Regions from separate parts of the Homo sapiens genome. Here region 2 is linked to region 1. Evidence: chromatin contacts called from ENCODE Hi-C or POLR2A ChIA-PET data. All regions are on one chromosome and are shown on one strand. The core of a region is the stretch at or near the end of the contact, and the rest is flanking DNA. Distances in the headings are between cores, read along the strand shown.

Region 1 (5,070 bases), core at 2,430-4,929:
TCCAACAAAAACAAACAAACAAACAAACAAACAGCCAGGTGTGGTGGTGTATGCCTGTTGTCCTAGCTACTCAGGAGGCTGAGGTGGGAGAATCACTTGAGCCCAGGAGGTTTGAGGCTGCAGTGAGCCATGTTCACACCACCATACTTCAGCCCAGGCAATAGAGCAAGACCCTGCCTCAAAAAAATAAAAAAGAAGAAGCATGGATTTGGACTCAGATAAGCCTATGTTCATATCCTCATTCTGCTACTTAAGACGTATGTGTTCATGGGCACATTGTCTTTATTTGTATTTTTTATGAGGCTTTTGTGAACATTTTGATAGTAGTGAAATACCTGTGCATGGCATGAATAAATAATATATGGCCCTGCTATTATTTTTGTTGTATGTCATATGAGGGAATACTGGGAAAGGTCCATGTACGTTTTCTTTCTGAAAAGTTCTGGTAATGCCTAAATTCCTTTATTAGTCATTTATCCATACATATCAAGCACTGCCCTCATTGAACTTTATATTACATTGTGGATACCTCCTAAGAAGAGTATCTTATTCTTAGTTCCTAATCCTTTTCAGTCAGTCTGTTTATTGGTAGCTGCTCTCAGTGACAGGGGAAATCAGGCAACATGGTAACGAGCACCTACGAATATGGGGTCCTAGAAAGGGAAGTGAATTCTACAAAGGAGAGCTGACTAGGATCAGTCCTATCGCTCCTATTGGAGGTAGTCATGTCCACAAGCCAGCAATACCTGTGCCATATACCATGAGGTTAAGCACCAGGAAGACACCTAGAAATACACTTTCAAAAAATCAAAATAGTAAGGCAATAGAAAAAGAAGGCATAATTTATTGTGTCTATTATGACTAGTGTTTAATAAGACTTATAAGAAAATAATCAAATTATTAGATCATTTAACATATATTCTGGAATTAGAAGCAAAAAAAGTGAGAACATAGCTGAGCTCCATAAACATGCAAATTATATTTTTATTCAACAAATATCTGTTGTCCCAACTTATGCCAGGCACCCTGTTAGGCAGTGAGGAATGTGAGAGTGACTATGACAAATGTGGTTCCTGTTCCTAGTGGGGAAGGAATATAAATAATAGTATCAGAGGTATGATGACAGAAGTGCAGGAGCTGAGAGTCAGAAAGGCATCTAAACCCAGGCTTCCCTGAAATGACCTGAAGCATGAAATGCGGAGGATTAAGGATTTCAGGAAGAAGGAGCAACCTGTGAAGAGGTTTTGTCAACTCTGACCTCTCCAGAAACATTTAGCCACAAGAAAATCCATAATTTAGTGGAGAATGTCTAAAACATTTAGTGTTACCCAAATTCAGCTCAAGATGAATCAAATGCAGGATGACAATGTACCCCATTTCACAGTTTTCCAAAGAAAATACTGATAATGATGAAAAGAATGACAGCAGTTCAGGCTTGTTGATGCATTTTATTGTGAGATGGGAGTCTGGTAAAAAACTAGAAAATGACCATGATGTAACAAGGAACTTAAAAATGAAGAGTCAGATCTGTAACTTACATACATGAATACAGGAACAAATTGGCACAAAATGTTAAACATTGTTCCCAACACTGTTTATAGAAGTTAATCCTAATTTGGCTTACTAAGGAAATGAGAGTTGTATGGTTAGGCTGATTTCTTAATAAAACTGCAGAGCATCATGCTATTAGTCACACAGTGAATTTCAAAATTTAAGTTTTATATTAAAAACTGGGTAAAGGTAAAATGACTTGATTGTAGTTGTAAAACTAATACATTCCCATTTAAGTTCTGTTCTACAGTCCAAGGCAAGTATAAATGTTAACATAACACTGTTAAATCAAATCTCAATGCAGGAGAACCAATTGCATCTCTACTTTAAATCTTATCAACTTTCCAAATTTTCATACTAAAATATATTATTGTATTAATACAAACTACAGTATTATACACTACACTGTGTAATAAATAAAGAAATATAAAAATAAGACACATAAATATAAAAGTTTTCTAAAACTAAAAGTACATATGTCAGTAAGAAGGGTATTAATACTGCCAGGTTTGAAGACATACAGTACAAAAATGTTGCACAGATCTATAAACTAAAAGAAATAAAATAATACTGATAGGTAAAAATCAGCTAATGTTGTTAATAAATTGGGTCCATAATAACTAACATTTGGAAACAGTTATGAGCCAAATAACAATAGCATGTCCATGTCTGAAATGCAAGTACATGGATAAAGCAGATTAGAAAATTTCCCTTTCGTTTCTGTAGAGAAATTCTGAAAATCAATCAACATAAAATCAATACCGAGGAATTGAAGGATGAAATGTCCCAGTGTTTCAGTTTCTCTGACAGAGTCAGTGGTTTTAAGTTTTATTTGGGAATTTTGATACAAGAGACAAATCAACAAATGCTAGTTATTGTAGGCCACACATTGGATGAAGGCGGGTTAGAGCCTTGAAAATACTGAGAAATGGCACTTACAGCACACAGGTCTTGCTTAAGGCCAAAGGAGATACAAAGCTTCATGTCATATCCTTCATATGTTACCACATATTCAAACACAATCACAAACACTGATTCTGATGATTTTGCTGTCCTTATCAGATTAACATTGTTAGTCCCTGCAATCAGAACTCAATGGCAATCTTTTGAACTCCATTTTAAACCACGTGAGTAAGAAACTTCAGTTCTTCTATCAGCTGCTTTCTTAAGGCTAACAATACACTTTAAATGATAATACGCTCTACTAAGACATCTAAATATTAGAAATTACTACCTTCTAGACTGAATTTATAAAAGGTAGTTAGCACGGGTTGGAACTACATTATACTTCTCTGTGAAGGGAATTTTGTAGTGCAGAAGTTCTCACATTTTAAAAAACATAATAAAATACTGAAGCGGATTTAGCATATGTTTACCAATAAAAAATTATAAAATTTCTCCCAATTGTACAGCTTAAGAATAAACCAACATAAGAGTGATAATACTGATAAGATAAAACAATGCCAGATGCATATCTAATTAATCAGCTTCCTTTAACCTCTTGTATTGTTGCTCTCTGAGTCATTAAGGTTTTCTAATCTGCTGCATGTTACAAACTTGTTCCTAACTTTGAAAACTGCATGAAAAATTACTAGGTCTGAGGTTCAGGCACACCCGGATTTATTTTGTGTGTGTGTGTGTGTGTGTGTGTGTGTGTGTGTGTGTGTTTTGTATTTTGTATTTTTTTAGTTTTTACTTTACACAGTAGTGAACAGGAATCACAGCATACAGGTTACTGTGTTTCCATGAAAAGCAAGGATAATATTGAACGAAATTCATTATCAATTAGAATTTATTTTCCTTCTAGAAAAACGATTAGGCTTCATTTGTCTTTTCTTCAGACACTTGCTCACTACTCTCGCCTACTTTTTGTCCTAAGCTGCTTGCTTGACTTTCAGCCCTGTCATCCTTCATCAGACCTTCAGTTTTTGCTTCTTCTCCCTCATTCTCTGCCTCTTCTACCTCTTCTTCTTCCACTTCTTCCTCCTCCTCCTCCTCTTCCTCATCCCCTTGTGGTTTTTCACATTCTTTTTCTTCCTGCAATTCTTCCATCTCTTTATCCTCCTCCTCTTCCTCTTTTTCACTGTCTTCATCCTCTTCCCTTGTCAAACTCTCTCTCTCGTCCGAGTCGCCCTGTGAGGGAGACGCCCTGGCACCCACGTGCTCATTCGAGAGGATTTCAGGCCCTGCCTCTTCCTGCTCTGTGCTGTCACGTTCTTCCGCTTCTCTCTTACAGTAGGAGTAGCGATGATTCATGTGTTGAGAATAAGACCCAGAGTGTGAGAAGCGCTTTCCACATTTGTCACATTGATAGGGCTTTTCTCCAGAATGTAATCGCATGTGTTCAATCAAATGATGTTTGTGTTTAAATGCCTTTTTACAGATTCCACACTCATGAGGTCTTTTACCTGCAAAATAAGAATTCTGTTAAATAAAATGGTGGTATTCAGCAAATAAAATCCTTATACGGTTTTTGGGGTACTTCATGTTGTAGAAAGGGGAGGGTTATTAGTTTCATTTTTAAAACATTTCCAGGTCCCAAACTCTTTGTAATATAATATTGCAATTTGGTTTGTTCTTTACATTAAAAAACGTAGTGCTCTACACTCTGCTGTGCAGATGATTAGGTCAATGGGAGCTACATGACATTGAAATGCCAAAAATACAAGCATCATGACAGCGAGGTGGAAAATGGGCCAAGTGCAGCTGGGAGGAGATGTCTGGTAGTGAACGAGCACAGTGAGGGCAGACAGGGACAGACTTGCTGCTCACCTTGTGTTCATTATCACTACAAGGTCCCTTTTTAGTCATTTTGTTTTCCTAGTCACAAGCTCTGCTCCCAGTGAAATTTTAATGTTTACTATACACTTTTTATATACGATAAAACTCATAAATATACAGTATATATACTGAGCTTCTTTAGAAAACCACAGCCATTGTAGTATCTCAGACTTTTTTGCCCCCTAAGAAACAAGTTTTGGCCCGTGAGGGCAATATTGCCCCTCCTGAGAACGCATGGGCTACAGGAGTGTTGCTGCCCAGACATGAAAAGGACTGGCAACAACTGATCATAGTCAGGATCGATAATGTCCAATTTCAGAGCTATCAAGCAGTTAACACTAACAAATGCAGAAATGATTTTTAATTTTAGAAATAGTGTAGTTTTTCATATATATTTTTCACTTTGATATTTGCTAATATTTAACTTTGCCTGAAGAGGAAGGGGATTTTCTAACTCTTCTTAGATCTCTGAAAACCAGAGGACTGAGTTACAAGGGGCTGATTTTGAGAGGTGTGACTTTCTCTTATGTAACCAGTTTTTAGCTCCAAGAACCTTCCAAGTGTCACTGTATGAATCCACAGATTGAAGAAGGAAAAACAATTCTATCTTTTCTCACAAGAGTAAAAAATACACTGAAACAGTTAAGAATATGAAAGATAAATATGGATACTGTAGTCATAATGGCTGGTAGTGGGGGCAGGGAAGAGCAGGTAGGGGATTAAAGAGCTCAGGATAAA
Region 2 (4,430 bases), core at 1,814-4,313, 280 kb before region 1:
GACCAGATTGGGTAACATAGAGAGACCCTCTCTCTACAAAGAATTAGTTGGGTGTGGTGGCACACACCTGTAGTCCTAGCTACTTAGGAGGCTGAGTGGGAGGATCGATTGAACACAGGAATTAGAGGCTGCAGTGCAGCTATGATTGCACCACTGTCCTCCAGCCTGGGTGACAGAGAAAGACTGTCTTAAAAAAAATAAAATAAAATAAAAAAGGTATTTAAGACTTCTAGGAAGAGACTAGCTGATTAATTCAAATTAGGTACTCTCCAATAAAGCATTTGAATTTGTATGATGAGTTCAGAGTCTTTAAAAACTTAAAAAAAAAAAAAAAAAGCCTGGCAAATAAGTGAATAGAAACTGTTGCTAATTTGTTCACCAGGCCTTTTCCCTGAGAAATATAAACTGTTGTCACTTTATGTCCTTATTCATCACTTCAAATTGTTTGTTTTCCTGAACATTTACCACTAATATGGAATTTCAAAACTGTTGGGTTGAAAGATCAATAGAAGAGTATTTGAAATGTATTTTGTGAAATCAAATGTTGGTACGTGATGGACGGACATATGCTTATTTTAATAGTTTTTAAAATAATCAAGTATTTACTAAGTGCCAGGCACAAGCCTAGGTGCTATGAATACCTGTTGGTGTTCAGGAACTACATGGTCCTTGGTCCTCTCCCTCATGAAACTTATACTCAAGTAGGAAGTAGACAAGATAATGTGAAATAGTAACAAATGCTGTGAATCTAACACAGTAATAAAATAGAATGTGTCTAGAACTGGGTTCTCTTAGGTAAGGATGGTCAGAGGGGTTATTAAAGTAGGTGACATTTTAGCTGAGACCAGGAGTGATAAGAAGGAGCCAAATTGGGTAGAAAATTGCTTTCTGCAAAAGCAGTAGAAAGTACAAAGAATTTTCAGGCAAGAGTGAGTAAGGGTTTGTATGAGTTTGGAAACGAATTGTTTGAAGTGAAAAGAAGTAGGCAAGATGCATATTGCATAAGGCATAGGGCCATGTTAAACAATATTTGGTTACGCTGGATGTTTCTGTTGCACTCTGAATGGTTAGCCATTTCATGAACTGAATTTCAGCAAGGTGATTGACTTTTTAAAAATAAATCTTTTTCAGATCAGGTATTTGGATCCAATCTCGCTAATCTGTGTCAGAGAGAGAATGGCACAGTACCAAAGTTTGTGAAGTTATGTATTGAACATGTTGAAGAACATGGTAAGAGAAGGATTTTGATTTTTTTTTTTAACATTAAGCAAACCAGCTTCTTGTTTTGCCATCAAAATTCCTAGAATTTTTATGATTTTGAGTGATGCAAACAGAAGTTCCTTATAGTCCTAAGATGTTAAGAAAATAATTTTGTTTACAAATACTTACATGTTTACACCTGTTTCAAATTAAGATCTCTCCAGGCATCTGCTGAATGTTTGGTACTCACAGTTAATTAAGTATATGCTATTCTTTGATGCCATTTCATTTAAGCATTTGCTTAAAATGAAGAAGGTAGTGATTGTGAAATTGAGCTTGTTTTTAAGAAATAATTTGACAATGTATAAGATCCGAGGAGATTGTGTTTACTTACTAAGTTTCTTCTGTCCTAAAAATCAGATGACATTTTAAATGGTTAAGTCAACCACAAATGTCTCACGAGATAAAAATTTTTATGTCATTTTCTGTAAAATAGGACAAACTAATTTCTATTGTGATTAATTTAAACATAGCTATAATATTTATACTAGTTTTATATACATTAGTATATTGTAATCACATTAACTTATCTCTGTATATCATGAAAGAGATTTTGTACAATTAAAACACATAATTCAATTTGTAATTTCTGCCAGTTACAGATCTCTTGTCCCACTGACTCTTCTTGTCAACATGGCAATAGGGATACTACACTATTGTCTTAATTTGAAGCTAAATGAATAGTACATTCAATAATGTGCTTTAGTAAATTTGTACATTATTATCATTTAATGAATACCTGAAATTTCGGGGCTTAATTGTATGAATTTCAGATGATTCTGTTTCACATATAAAAGAAAATAATAAATTATAGCAAATTATGTATTGTTTTTATAGAACCATTAATTTAGTGGTTATATTAAGTTTACTTATTACAAACACTTAATATGACAGATGCCTTCAATAAAGTTTTTACAATATGTGCATTTACATTATAAAATGGTATGCAAAATATGCATGGGCTGATTTTACCTGCTGACTTCCTTTAATTTTGAATTATCCCCAGATGTTTTCAGAAATTTGAAATTGTTAGTGTTTTAAGATTAATGAAACCATTTCCTTGAGCTGATTCACAGTCTATATGATGAGCAGAGTAGAATTACTGCTGTTTATTAAACAGAATTCAGAGCGAATCTCCATCTCTCTCCCCTGCCAAGCATCTACCAGAAGCCATTTAGAGAAAAAGAATATTTGCCCATTTGATTTTAGGCTAATGCAAATGAGTGGGAATTCTGACACATGCAAACGTGTTCAGAAGAGGCAAAGAAGTACTTTAAACACACACACACACAAATTATTATTGTCTCTTAGGTTTGGATATTGATGGGATATACAGAGTAAGTGGCAACCTCGCAGTGATCCAGAAACTAAGGTTTGCAGTCAATCATGGTAAGATTATATTTACTGTTGTTATTCAGATGCATCACTCATAACTTTTTGAACTGGCTTAAAGTAATTTTTTAAAATGTCCAATTCCTGCTGTTTTTCAGATGAGAAATTGGACTTGAATGACAGTAAATGGGAAGATATTCATGTCATTACTGGAGCCCTCAAAATGTTTTTTCGAGAATTACCAGAACCTCTTTTTACATTTAATCATTTTAATGATTTTGTTAATGCAATTAGTAAGTATGTAATTCTACTCAGTTTTTTCTAGATATTGAAAATTCTTTGCACAGATTAAGCCACCCAATTTTTTTTATCTTACTTTAAGCAAGTATTTTCAACAGATTGTTTTACTCCAAACATTTTAAATGTGACCACCAGATGTCACTGTGTATTACCAAATATCAGCTTCCAAACTGTGACATTGCTTTCAGTTTCATAAGAATTTGCTGTAAAATATCTGGTTATTATCTTTTTTCAGAGCAAGAACCAAGACAGCGAGTCGCTGCTGTTAAGGACCTAATCAGACAGTTGCCAAAGCCAAACCAAGACACAATGCAGATTCTTTTCCGACATCTCAGAAGGTAGGAGGACTGCCCAGTCATGGGATGTGGTATAGCACAAGGGGAAGCGGGAAGGCCTGTGGGGCCAGGGTCACTCAGACTCAGATTTGGATCCCAGCTATGCTACTTGCTGTCTTTGTAACTTGAAAAAGTTACTCAACTCCTTTTAGTATCAGTCTGTCATGGGTAAATGATTTGCTATGAAGAATACAGTAAAGTAGGTATTATATGTGAAGTATTTATGTAATGCTTAGCACATAGTAGGTGTTCAGAAATTGTTGCTAAGGTTAATATGAAGATGAGATTGGATATTAATTGAGGTGTATTAAGTTACCGTCATGGTTCTAGGTTACTACATAGCCACTTTAATAACCAAGTTCTTTCATCTGATAGAAAGTACACTAGAATACTAAAACAAAAAATCCCAGCTAGAGAGAGTTTTTTTTTTTTAAAGAAATTACATAAAATGAGTAAAATGGAAAGTTTAATCTCCACACCCTAATGAGATTTTTTTCCCATCAACTTAATGGAGCAGTCACTGTTACCTGAATTGTAACTCATACTTAAATGTTCTATTTTAAAAACTAAGCTAAAATATCACACATTTTAAGTTTGTTAGAGTATGCTTAATTGTATCTTTCAGCTGTGTTTATCAAAAAGAAAGCTTCACATGGCATTTAGACAGAATTCTACTTGGTTAAATAGTTTATGCATCACCTTAGGAAAATAAGTATTACTTCTCTTTTTAAAATGCAAACTGTTAGGTTTATAATACCATTTGAAGAATTTTCCCTCTCTCTTATTTTCTCTTTTAACAACTTCTTTTTTTCCCTTCAGAGTTATAGAAAATGGAGAGAAAAATCGAATGACCTATCAGAGTATAGCAATTGTTTTTGGTCCCACTCTATTAAAACCAGAAAAAGAGACTGGTAATATAGCAGTTCATACTGTGTACCAGAATCAGATTGTAGAATTAATTCTTCTGGAACTGAGTTCCATCTTCGGACGTTGATTCTTACTGAAGACAACCTGTGGAATAGAAGCTGGATTCCATCAGATTTCAAATGTTTATACACAATGTATTTTATTTTTTGGACCAAGCAGTGACTCTTTGATTTTGCACTTTTTTTTTGAGGGATCAGAAGGGAAGGGGAGAGTCGAGATGTGTGTTAGGCCCTCATATTTGCTGCTTTGTTGCAAGTTGATATAACTGCGTGTAAT

What was found. A loop is a pair of places that touch in the nucleus more often than their neighbours do. ChIA-PET counts read pairs that join two places held with the same protein, here RNA polymerase II (POLR2A). Pooled maps may share reads with other maps.
Region 2: a map of IMR-90 shows a loop between it and region 1 (5-fold over the local background). The contact joins two enhancer-like sites. A Hi-C loop is called at or near these places in 3 of 168 maps with a recorded cell type or tissue (IMR-90, ascending aorta and endothelial cell of umbilical vein) and 9 of 50 pooled maps. POLR2A ChIA-PET finds 5 or more read pairs at or near these places in 1 of 52 experiments (activated T-cell).

Annotation. Positions count from the first base shown.
Region 1 is chr10:31,525,561-31,530,630 of GRCh38, reverse strand. It overlaps ZEB1 (zinc finger E-box binding homeobox 1), which reads right to left. Exons shown (of 9, transcript NM_001174096.2): 9 at 827-3,959. The coding sequence ends at 3,367. Among named protein-coding and RNA genes, the nearest start is that of MACORIS, 180 kb to the left of the region's middle. Within about 2 kb of position 3,679, at least 2 of the 41 ENCODE cell types and tissues checked have a DNase peak (open chromatin) inside an H3K27ac peak, as active enhancers do.
Region 2 is chr10:31,807,449-31,811,878 of GRCh38, reverse strand. ARHGAP12 (Rho GTPase activating protein 12) reads left to right here. Exons shown (of 20, transcript NM_018287.7): 16 at 1,132-1,230; 17 at 2,572-2,649; 18 at 2,751-2,885; 19 at 3,128-3,230; 20 at 4,047-4,430. The coding sequence ends at 4,221. Among named protein-coding and RNA genes, the nearest start is that of MACORIS, 100 kb to the right of the region's middle. Within about 2 kb of position 3,063, at least 16 of the 41 ENCODE cell types and tissues checked have a DNase peak (open chromatin) inside an H3K27ac peak, as active enhancers do.